Regions from separate parts of the Homo sapiens genome. Here region 2 is linked to region 1. Evidence: read pairs that join two places in POLR2A ChIA-PET (ENCODE). Cell type or tissue: Caco-2. All regions are shown on one strand. Each heading gives the region's core, and the rest is flanking DNA. Links, peaks and the distances in the headings are about the cores only.

Evidence for each region. ChIA-PET counts read pairs that join two places held together with the same protein. Peaks named below come from ENCODE experiments on the same cell type or tissue, not always from the same donor. Only the 100,000 strongest peaks of a DNase experiment are listed, where the experiment ranks them.
Region 2: POLR2A ChIA-PET joins it to region 1 with 5 read pairs; 6 of 35 experiments call an interaction of 5 or more read pairs at or near these places.

Annotation. Positions count from the first base shown.
Region 1 is chr19:47,705,427-47,711,395 of GRCh38, forward strand. No RefSeq gene overlaps it. Among named protein-coding and RNA genes, the nearest start is that of EHD2, 5.0 kb to the right of the region's middle. In Caco-2, for the core only: a CTCF peak has its summit at 2,067 (motif pointing left); a DNase peak (open chromatin) is centred at 2,055.
Region 2 is chr19:47,645,682-47,651,650 of GRCh38, forward strand. All of the region lies in intron 1 of BICRA (BRD4 interacting chromatin remodeling complex associated protein), which reads left to right. Among named protein-coding and RNA genes, the nearest start is that of BICRA, 40 kb to the left of the region's middle. RefSeq lists enhancers at 16-596, 4,920-5,626. In Caco-2, for the core only: no CTCF peak of the experiment used is centred there; a DNase peak (open chromatin) is centred at 2,750; H3K4me3 peaks cover 681 bases.

The DNA.
Region 1 (5,969 bases), core at 1-4,000:
CCTCCCAAAGTGCTGGTATTACAGGCGTGAACCACCGCGCCCAGCCCTTCTAGCTTTCTTCAGATCACAGACCCTGATTCCAAATAAAATTACATTCACAGGCACTAGGGTTAGGACATCAGCCTATATTTTGAGAGGACAGAACAACTCAATCCGTAATGCAGGGTAAGGAGGTGGGTGTCACAAGTGAGTGACAATTATCTGGGCTGGTGGTGTGGGGGTAAAAGAATTTACCAAGACAGTGGTAGGTTAAAAAAAAAAAAAAAAAAGCAGATTTATGGGCTCACGCCTGTAATCCCAACTCTTTGGGAGGTGGGCGGATCACTTGAGGTCAGGAGTTCAAGACCAGCCTGACTAACAGTGAAACCCCATCTCTACTAAAAATACAAAAATTGGCTAGGTGCAGTGGCTCACGCCTGTAATCCCAGCACTTCGGGAGGCTGAGGTGGGTAAATGACCTGAGGTCAGGAGCTTGAGACCAGCCTGGCCAACTTGGCAAAACCCTGCCTCTACTAAAAAATACAAAAATTAGCCAGGTGTGGCGGCAGGCACCTGTAATCCCAGCTACTCAGGAGGCTGAGGCAAGAGAATCACTTGAACCCAGGAGGCAGAGGTTGCAGTGAGTTGAGATCGCGTCATTGCACTCCAGCCTGGGTAACAAGAGTGAAACTCCATCGAAAAAAGGTAATAAATAAATAAAAATACAAAATTAGCAGGGCGTGGTGATGCACACCTGTAGTCTCAGCTACTTGGGAACTGGGAGGATCACTTCAGCCCAGGAGGCAGAGGTTACAGTGAGCCAAGACTGCACCACTGCACTCCAGCCTGGGCAACAGAGTGAGACTCCATCAAAAAAAAAAAAAAGGCAGATTTATGAAATAAAGTAGGAAAATATATTGCAAAGTTGCAATGGGCAACACAGCCAGGGAGAAGCTGACTGCAAGGAAACAAAGGCTTGCTGGGGGTTGTATAGGATGGAGTTGGTTTTTTCATTTGCTTTTTAGATAGAGTCTCGCTCTGTCACCCAGGCTGGAGTGCAGTGGCATGATTTCAGCTCACTGCAACCTCCGCATCTCGGGTTCAAGCAATTCTCCTGCCTCAGCCTCCTGAGTAGCTGGGATTACAGGCACCCATCACCATGCCCAGCTAATTTTTGTATTTTTAGTCGAGATGGGGTTTCACCATGTTGGCCAGGCTGGTCTCGAACTCCTGACCTCAAGTGATCCGTCTGCCTCTGCCTCCCAAAGTGCTGGGATTACAGGCGTGAGCCACCATGCCCGGCATATAGGAGAGTTCATGTTGTGTGCTGAAGAGGGCTTTGTGCAGTACTGATAATGCCAGGGTTACAGTGAGCTCACTTGCAGGTGTCTGGTGATACTTGGGCGCAGGAAGATTGAGTTATTTGTATAGGAGGGCTATGTCCTGGACAGTAAAGAAAGGCAGACCTGTAACTTAGCTGCTTTATCTTTTTGCTTTCCTGCATTCTCAGCAGCCTGACTCTCCCTAATTAGGACTCCGCAAGTGGGCAAGACAGCTGTCAGGCCCTAGTATGCCTTTGTGTGAACTAGAAAAGGGCACCCCTCTCTCCTGGGCCCAGAATTTGAAGAGCAGAGCATGAGCTGGGCTCCAGTCCCCTCTCACCCATTCAGTGAGTGCCTTGTGCAGTGAACAACCTGCCCAACTGCACATCAGGGCCCTCGGGATCAGGTGGGAAGGGAAAGATTCTTTGAGGAGGTGATATTTGAGCAGAGACATGCAGGAAAAGAGGGAGGAAGCCACAGGAGAGCTCTCAGGGAAGAGCATCCAAGGCAGAGGGAACCGCCAGTGCAAAGGCCCTGTGGCAGGAGCCTGCCTGGAGTGTCGAGGAACAGCGAAAAAGCCAATGCGGCTGCAGCCCATAAGTGATGGGGAGAGGTCTGGAGGTGAGGTCCGAGGGGGAACAAAGGGCACCTCATCGTGCGGGACCGTGTCCTCCATGGGGATGATTTCGCTGTTACACTGAGACGGGAGCTTCAGGAGGGCCCTGAGCGAACTTAGGTTCCCCAGCACCCTCTGGTGGCTGTTTGCGGGAATAGACGAGGGGTAAGGGTGGAAACCAAGCGCAGCGAGGAGGCAACTGCTGTGAGTCCAGGTGGGTGGTTGTGGCGGCTGGACCGGGGTGATGCACCCTGTTTCTCTGCAGGCCCCTGGAAGTGTTTTGTTTGTTTATTTTTTGGTTGTTTTTAGGACACAGGGTCTCGGCCCAGCACAGTGGCTTGCTCCTGTAATGCCAGCACTTTGGGAGGCAGAGGCAGGTGGATCACCTAAGGTCAGAAGTTCGAGACTAGCCTGGCCAAAATGTCGAAATCCGGTCTTTACAAAAAAAAAAAAAAAATTAGCTGGGTGTGGTGGTGTGCGTCTGTGATCCCAGCTACTGGGGAGGCTGAGATGAGAGGATTGCTTGAGCCCAGGAGATGGAGGTTGCAGTGAGCTGAGATTGCACCACTGCTTGCACTTCAGCCTGGGCGATACAGCCAGACCTTGTCTTAGAGAGAGAGAGAGGCAGACAGACAGACAGAGAGAGAGAAGGTCTCACTGGGTCACCCAGGCTGGAGTGCAGTGGTGCAATCACAGCTCACTAAAGCCTCGAACTCCTGGGCTCAAAGGATCCTCCTGGCACAGCCTTCTGAGTAGGTGCATACCACCTCACTTGGCTAATTTTTATTGTTTTATTTTTATTTTTTGTAGAGACAGGGGTCTCACTGGCCTATAGCAGTCCTCCCGCATCAGCCTCCCAAAGTGGTGGGATTACAGGCATGAGCCATGGCAATGGGCCCCCTGGGGTTGTATGTGGGTGGGAAATTGATATCTGGGGTCTCAGAGGGATGGACCATCCCCTTTCCTAGCTCTAGAACTACTCCCTCCACGTGTGAAATAAAGCACTATAGGAAAACAGCTGTTTCTTAAAAAAAAAAAAAATTTTGGCTGGGCGGGGTGGCTCATGCCTGTAATCCCAGCACTTTGGGAGGCCGAGGCAGGCGGATCATGAGGTCAGGAGATCGAGACCATCCTAGCTAACACAGTGAAACCCCGTCTCTACTAAAAATACAAAAAAATTAGCCGGGCGTGGTGACTGGTGCCTGTAGTCCCAGCTACTCAGGAGGCTGAGGCAGGAGAATGGTGTGAACCCGGGAGGCGGAGCTTGCAGTGAGCTGAGATCCCACCACTGCACTCCAGCCTAGGTGACAGAGTGAGACTCCGTCTCAAAAAATAGATAAATAATAAATAAATAGATAATTTTTTTTGAGATGGAGTCTCACTCTGTCGCCCAGGCTGGAGTGCAGTGGCACAATCTTGGCTCACTGCAACATCCGCCTCCTGAGTTCAAGCCATTCTCCTGCCTCAGCCTCCCAAGTAGCTGGAATTACAGGCATGCGCCACCACGCCTGGCTAATTTTTTTGTACTTTTGGTAGAGACAGGGTTTCACCATATTGCCCAGGCTGGTCTTAAACTCCTGGGCTCAAGCGATCCACCCTCCTCGGCCTCCCAAAGTGCTGGGATTACAAGTGTGAGCCACTTCGCCCAGCCTAAATGGCTGTTTCTTAACATCCTTGGATCACAAAACTCTCGGAGAGACTCTCCTGAAAGACCCCTCCTGATTACTCACAAGGACTCGTCCACAATTTCCACGGGCTCCGGGACTCAGTTCTGCAAGGCTGACTGCCTGCAGGCGAGCGGAAGAACAGAACAGCAGTGACCAACCTTTACTAAACAGGGAACCGCATGGGTTAGCATATCTGGTCCTCACAGCAGCCCCAGCGTGGGAACTAATAGGCCCAGCTTGCAGGTGAGGAAACTGAGGCCCCAAAGATGTAGTACATGGCAGACTGGGCTGTGAGCCAACCTGCCTCAATGCATTCATTAGAGAGAGCTGGCTGTGGGGCCAGTGAGCGATGAGTGTATACAATCGCTGAAAATATCCACAACTGGGCTGGGTGCGGTGGCTCATGCCTGTAATCCTAGCACTTTGGGAGGCCAAGGCGGGTGAATTGCCTGAGCTCAGGAGTTCAAGACCAGCCTGGGCAACATGGTGAAACCCCGTCTCTACTAAAAAATACAAAAAATTAGCCAGGCTTGTTGGTAGGCACCTGTGGTCCCAGCTACTGGGGAGGCTGAGGCATGAGAATCGCTTTAACCTGGGAGGCAGAGGTTGCAGGGAGCTGAGATCGCACCACTGCACTCCAGCCTGGGAAAGAGTGTGAGACTCTGTTTCCAAAAAAAAAAAAGAAAAAAGAAAAAAAAATCCACAACTGCAAACCGATGAACGCATCAGTGATTCCTCTGGGTGGCGGGGACCCAGGTCCTGCTGATGACGCTGTGCTTTGCTGCTAACATTTGTGGTTGACAGAAACTCTGAATTTTAGTGAAAACTCCAGCTGTCTTTTTCCCCCCACATCTAAGTTCACAGATCCTCCGGAATTTTTTTTTTTTTTTTTTTTTTTGAGACGGAGTCTCACTCTGTCGCCCAGGCTGGAGTGCAGTGGTGCGATCTCGGCTCACTGCAAGCTCCGCCTGCCGGGTTCACGCCATTCTCCTGCCTCAGCCCCCAGAGTAGCTGGGACTATAGGCGCCCACCACCACGCCCGGCTAATTTTTTTGTATTTTTAGTAGAGACAGGGTTTCACCGTGTTAGCCAGGATGGTCTCAATCTCCTGATCTTGTGATCCGCCCGCCTCGGCCTCCCAAAGTGCTGAGATTACGGGTGTGAGCCACCGCGCCCAGCCGATCCTCCAGAATGTTTTGCAACAGGTTGAGAAGCCCTGGGGTAGAAGTGAAACAAGACTCTCCCATCAGACAACTCTGGCTCAACTCCGAGTTCTTCCACACCTTGGCAGGCCAAACTCTACTTTCTTTTTTTTTGAGACAGGGTCTTCTTCTTTCACCCAGGCTGGAATGCAGTGGCGCGATCACAGCTCACTGCAGCCTCGGCCTCCTAGGCTCCAGTAATCCTCCCACCTCAGCCTCCCGAGTAGCTGGGACCACAGGTGTGCACCACCACACTCGGCTAATTTTTAGATTTTTTTTATCTTGCAGAGATGGGGTCTCACTATGTTGCCCAGGCTGGTCTTGAACTCCTAGCCTCAAGCAATCCCCTGCCCCAGCCTCCCAAAGTGCTGGGATTACAGGCATGAGCCACTGCACCCAGCTCTGAGACTTTACTTCCTTGTATTTCAACTTTCCCATCTGAGACATAGCAATAATAATAATAATAACAATAATAACAGGACTTGCCCTCCTGGGGGAAGGGAGATGATTTAGGTGATGCTTTTGGAACAGGGCCTGTCTCCTAGCAGTAACAACATTAACGTAAGTTATCATTAAGCTCCAGACCTTTTATATATTATATATATAATAGTAATATTATAGTAACATGTTATTGGCTGGGCCTGCTGGTGCATGCCTGTAATCCCAGCTACTCGAGAGGCTGAGGCACGAGAATCGCTTGAGCCCGGGAGGCAGAGGTTGCAGTGAGCCAAGATCGCGCCACTGCACTCCAGCCTGGGTGACAGAGCAAGAGTCTACCTCCAAAAAAAATAGAAAAAATAAATAAAATGTTATAATTATAATAATATAATATATAATATCAGTTTTATTGAGATATAATTCAGAAGCCATGCAATTCACCCATTTAAAGCATACAATTCAGTTGGGCATGGTGGCTCATGCCTATAATCCCAGCACTTTGGGAAGCTGAGGTGGGTAAATCACTTGACGTCAGAAGTTCGAGACCAGCCAGGCCAACATGGTGAAACCCCTTGTCTGCTAAAAACACAAAATTAGGCCGGGCGCAGTGGCTCATGCCTATAATCCCAGCACTTTGGGAGGCCGAGGCGGGCAGATCACGAGGTCAGGAGATCGAGACCATCTTGGCTAACATGGTGAAACCCTGTCTGTACTAAAAATACAAAAAATTAGCCGGGAATGGTGG
Region 2 (5,969 bases), core at 899-4,898, 59 kb before region 1:
GGTAGAGCAAGTATGTTAATGTTTGGGCATATTTCCTTCTGATCTTCCTTCTGATTGGCTCTTCCTCTTGCCCTCAGGCATTCAGTTTGCACAGTTGACAGGAGAGACATATTTTGAGAGCTGAAGACTGAGATTCCAGGTGCAGTGGCTCACGCCTGTAATCCCAGCACTTTGGGAGGCTGAGGCAGGCAGATTGCTTGAGGCCAGGAGTTCAAGACCAGCCTGAGCAACAGAGTGAGACCCCGCCTCTACAAAAAATTAAAAAAGTTAGCCAGGCGTGGTGGCATGCGCCTGTAGGCCCAGCTATACTGGAGGCCAAAGCAGGAGGATCTCTTGAGCCCAGGAAGTTGAGGCTGCAGTGAGCCATGATTGTGCCACTGCACTGTAGCCTGGTTGACAGAGTGAGACCCTGTCTCCAAAAAAAGAAAAACGTAGAAAGAAAAAAGAAAACTCAGGGCAGGGGGGCGTCAGCCAGGGAGGTGCATTTTGGGATCTGGCAGGGGGTGGAGGAGGGGTACGTCCAGCATGCGGAATGCTCTGCCCACTGAGGGCTTGTGTCCCCAGACCTGGGATTTCTGCCTCACAGTGTGGACACCAGGGTCCTCAGGGGAGCAGAGATGGGTCCCTGCTGGAAACTTCCCTATGTCTCCAGAGCGCCTGCAAAAATCTCCAGAAATCGCCAGCCCCTCGTGAGTTTGGAGTGGAGGCTTTTAATCAAGTCCAAGGGATCAGCTCAGCCCGACACACATGCACACAGACACACGTGTGCGCGCACACACACACGGCTGAAACACCATGCTTAAGAACATTTCTCCCATGTGTTTTACTTTTTGAGCCTTAGCCCGGGGATTTGAGAATAACAGCTATTCCTGAGAGTACTTCCCGAGCACATCCTGGGAGCTCAGGTCACGCACTTCACCCGTATTAATTCGTTTAATCCTCCTGACAGTCCCTTGAAGGTGAGACTGTTACTATCAGAAATGGAAATTGAGACACAGCGAGGTGAAGTAAGTCAAGGATTCCTACAGAAAAGTGTAAAATATGCTCATTTCATCCAGCAATTATAAAGTAACACTCTCACACACAGTTATTCCTTTTTTTTAACAGCTTTATTGAGATATAATTCACATACCATACAGTTCACCCATGTAAATCGTTCACCACAGTTTATAGTGTGTTTGCAGAGTTATAACCATCACCATAATCTATTATAGAACATTTTCCTCACCTCAAAAAGAAACTCTGCATCCCTTAGCCATCATCCCCACTCCTTCTCCCCCTCCCAGCCTCCAGCAACCACAAGTCTACTTTCTGGCTCTGTGAATTTGCCTATTTTGGACATTTCGTGGAAACAGACTCTTACACGACGTGGCCTTTTGTGCCTGGCTTCTTTCACTCAGCGTGATGTTGTCAAGGTCCCTCCGTGTGTGTCAGTGTCTCATCCCTTTTCATGGCTCAGTAATACTCCATTGTATGGATAGGCCACATTTTGTTTATCCGTTCAGTTGGTGGACATTGGAGGTTTTTTTTTTCCAGTTTGCACTGTTCTGAATGATGCCGTATGAATGTTTGTGTGCAGGCTTTTGTGTGGACACTTGTTTCCATTTCTCCTGGTTTCTACATGGGAGTGGAATTGGTGGGTCACAGGGTAACTGTGTGTTAACCTACTGAGACCAGCCAGACTCTTCCACGGCAGCGGCACCCTTGTATATCGCCCAGCAATGCATGAGGGCTCTGATTTCTCTATCATTTTGATGATTCATCCATTGTCCTGTTGATAGGATCTGGGTTGTTTCAGTTTAGGGGTGCTATGAACATTCTAGAATGTGTTTTGCGGTCCACCTCTGCCCCGCTATGCATAAAGTTGGGATTCCATAGACAGTAGGTCCTGTTAGGTAACAGGAAAAATGATCTGTGGGCTCCTCTCTCTCCTTGGCACGTGTGTGTGGCCCACGTTGCATGTTCTTGTAGAATCCTCCTTCCCGGGTGAGGATTGGAAGCCATGATCGCCTGCCTCTGTTGCTGGTTTTAGTCTTTAACCCTTGCTCTGTGGACTTGAGAAATGTGCTTTTCCATGGTGCCTGTGACCAAGATGTCCGCATCGTTAGTGAAGACCCTGCTATGTCCTTGACCACACTGCACGGGGATCCTGTCCACGATGGGGGGTGTCCTGTTGGGCTTGAGTGTCTAGATATGGAGACCGTAGTTCGCGGGGGGAGTGGGGGGCCGTTTGGCATATTTGCCCTGGCATTTGGGGTTGTTTATTGGGGGTGGGAGTGCTCCTGGCATTTCCTGGGCGGGAACTACTGGTGTAGACCTACTGGATTAACTTGCTCCTGGGTCGGTGTGCGGGATAGGGGGAGGGTGCATCAGTCTTTGTGGAGCGTCTGCCTTCTCTCCGTCTCCCTGTTTTCCTGTTACCGTCTCCCCGTCCCTCTCTCTGTCTCTCTGAACTGCTCGTTCCCTCCTTGCCTTCTGTGCCGATGCCCAGTTGAACTGCCCATCCCTATAGATTGGGCGTCTCTGAGCCCGCAGTGGCTGCCTGAGCTGTAACCCACCCCGTGCCCTTTCACCTCCTCTCCCGCCTCCAGCTGACCAATCCCTGGGGTTTCTGGTCGGCCTGTGGATGTGTCCCGGTCAGGCCTAGGTCAGGCGCCTGACAGCGTCACCTGTGGCCACTGAGAATCATCCTCCTTCAGGAGTCCCAGTCAGTCAATATTTACACAAAGCGAACAAAAAGAAACCTGGAGCTCACCACTCTTGGGGGAGCCAGGCAGGAGCTAAGATAAGTCCCATTTATGGCCTGTCAGATAGCGATCGGCACCTGCAGTAAAGCAAGCAGGAGAGGGACTGGGGGAGGGCTTGTGACTACAGACGGCCCTGGTGACACTCGAGAAAAGGAAGGGCATGGCTGGGAGTGGTGACTCATGCCTGTAATCCCAGCACTTTGGGAGGCTGAGGTGGTGGATCACCTGAGGTCAGGAGTTTTTTTTTTTTGTTTGTTTTTTTTTTTTTGAGACAGAGTCTTGCTCTGCCACCCAGGCTGGAGTGTAGTAGGCTGATCTTGGCTCACTGCAGCCTCTGCCTCCTGAGTTCAAGTGAGCCCTGGGCTCTCCTCCCTCAGCCCCCTGAGTAGCTGGGACTACAGGCGTGCACCACCACGCTGGGCTATTTTTTTTTTTTTTTTTGAGGCGGAGTCTCACTTTGTTTCCCAGGCTGGAGTGCAGTGGCACGATCTTGGCTCACTGCAAGCTCCGCCTCCTGGGCTCACGCCATTCTCCTGCCTCAGCCTCACAAGTAGCTGGGACTACAGGCACCCACCACCACACCTGGCTAATTTTTTGTATTTTTAGTACAGACGGGGTTTCACCATGTTAGCTATGATGGTCTCAATCTCCTGACCTTGTGATCTGCCTGCCTCGGCATCCCAAAGTGCTGGGATTACAGGCGTGAGCCACTGCACCCGGCCTAATTTTTGTATTTTTAGTAGAAATGGGGATTCTCCATGTTGGCCAGGCTGGTCTCAAGCTCCTGACCTCAAGTGATCCACCTGCCTTGGCCTCCCAAAGGCTCGGATTACAGGCATGAGCCACTGTGCCTGGCCTGTATGTTATTAATATTATTGTTAATCTTTTCATTTATTTGTGAGCGCTGTTATATGCCCTCTGTATCTTTTGTGAGGATTAATTTAGTTAAAAGTTGATCTCATAATATATAAGTCAACACAATCAGAAATTCAAACAGGAACGTATTGACAAGCAAAGGAATGTTACTGTCTCTGCCTCGAAGATCTTGTGTCCTGCCTGGAGACACTTCACTTCCCCACTCACCTGCCACTGTCTGCTCAGTGTCAATGTATTGATTACCTGTCCAACAGAATCTATTTTATCTCTGAGGTTAGGGAATTAGTAGAAATTGATATCCTACTAATGGAATAGAACAGAGAGTCCAGAAGGAGAACCAGGCACATTAAGACATGGTATGAGGTCGATATGGCCAATGGTCAGATTTGTGGGGAAACAAGGGACTCATAATAAATAGAGGTAGGGATCAAAAGTAAAAAGGTCATCCACAGGTGGAAGGAGATGAAATCAGATCCCTACCTCACACTGTACAGCAAAGCCAACCCCAAGATTATTGAGTACTCAAAGTCAAATATAAACTTGGAAGCTGCTTAGACTTTGGGGTAGGGACAGATTCTGAAATGAGATTTAGGTTAGTGTAAAAGTAATTAGATTTTTTGCCATTAAGTGCAAAAGTAATTGCAGTTTTTGCCATTACTTTTTTTTTTTGAGACAGAGTCTCTGTCGCCCGAACTGGAGTACAGTGGCACAATATCAGCTCACTGCCACCTCCACCTCCAGGGCTCAAATGATTATCCTGCCTCAGCTTCCTGAGTAGCTGGGATTTACAGGTGCATGCCACCATGCCTGGCTAATTTTTTTGTTTGTTTGTTTGTTTGTTTTTTGAGGTGGAGTCTTGCTCTGTCACCTAGGATGGAGTGCAGTGGTGCAATCTCGGCTCACTGCAACCCTCCACCACCCAGGGTCAAGTGATTTTCCTGCCTCAGCCTTCCGAGTAGCTGGGATTACAGGCACCTGCCACCACCCCGGCTAATTTTTTGTATTTTTCATAGAGACAGGGTTTCACTATGTTGGCCAGACTAGTCTCAAACTCCCGACCTCGTGATCCTCCCGCCTTGGCCTCCCAAATTACAGGGCTGAGCCACGGCACCTGGCCAATTTTTGTATTCTTAGTAGAGACAGGATTTCACCATGTTGACTAGGCTGGTCTCGAACTCCTGACCTCAAGTGATTCTCCCACCTTGGCTTCCCAAAGTGCTGGGATTAGAGGTGTGAGCCACTGTGCCCGGCCAGTTTTTGCCATTACTTTTAATGGCAAAAGGTGCAATGATTTTTGCACCAACCCAATATAAAAGGTGTTGCTCTGAGAGGGAGGTGTGGAGTTCTTGCCCATAGCTGCCACTTCAGTATTTCTCCTTCTCTGAGGCTCTGGGCAGCCCTCCCTGCTGTGCCCTGGATTGGGGTCATCTCTTCTCTTAATAAGGTGATCAGTAGCTTTGGGACCAGCAGAATGCATTAGAGGGAAATGGGCTTCACTGAAGAGGGCAGTGGATGAGAGGAAGGAGCATGTGTGAGGGCTTGTGTGCACCACACATCCTGACACCATCCGCCCAGCCCGCACAGCCTGACACCATCTGCCCGGTCCACCCATCTTGACACCATCTGCCTGGCCCACCCGGCCTTCTCAAATGCTGGAGGGCTCTTGGCTCTGCTGTTCCCTTACACTCCTTGGCCAATCCATCTGCAAACCCTCTTGCTCTGCTATTATGTCCAGAATTTGACTGCGCCTTGTCCCCTCCGCTGTCACCATGTCTCCTGCCTGGACCATTACCGTCGCCCCCTCTCTGTGCTTCCGTCCTCACCTTCTGCAGTCCGTTCTCCACTCTACAGCCAGAAGGAACCTGTGAACACCCAAGTCAGGTCATGTCCCTGCCCTGTCCGGAGCCCTCCCTCAGCCCTGGGCTCACCTGGAATAAAAGCTGAAGTCCTCGCCCTCGTTGTCTGTCTGACCTCGCCTCTCCTGCATGCCTACTCATGCTCACGCCCTCATCACTGCCCGTGGTCCCTGAGGCGCCCACGTGATTCTGCCTCAGGACCATTGCATGTCCTCCTCCTTCTGCCTGGAGCCCGCTCTCCTGGGGTGGCCACATTGCTGCTCCCCTTACCTCCTGCACATCCTGTATGTACCCCAGCCCTCCCCAACCCATTCTTGGCATCCTTGCCCTCATCTTCTCCTCGGGACGCTGTCTCTTGGTTCAGGGTCTGACTCCTGCCGGTAGAACGTGAGCTCTGGGAGAGCAGGGATGACTTCCTCACTCCCAGCACCATCGGGAAAGCGTTTGACTTCTCTTTGTGGAGCAGTAGGGATCAGTAGGGAGCCCTAAG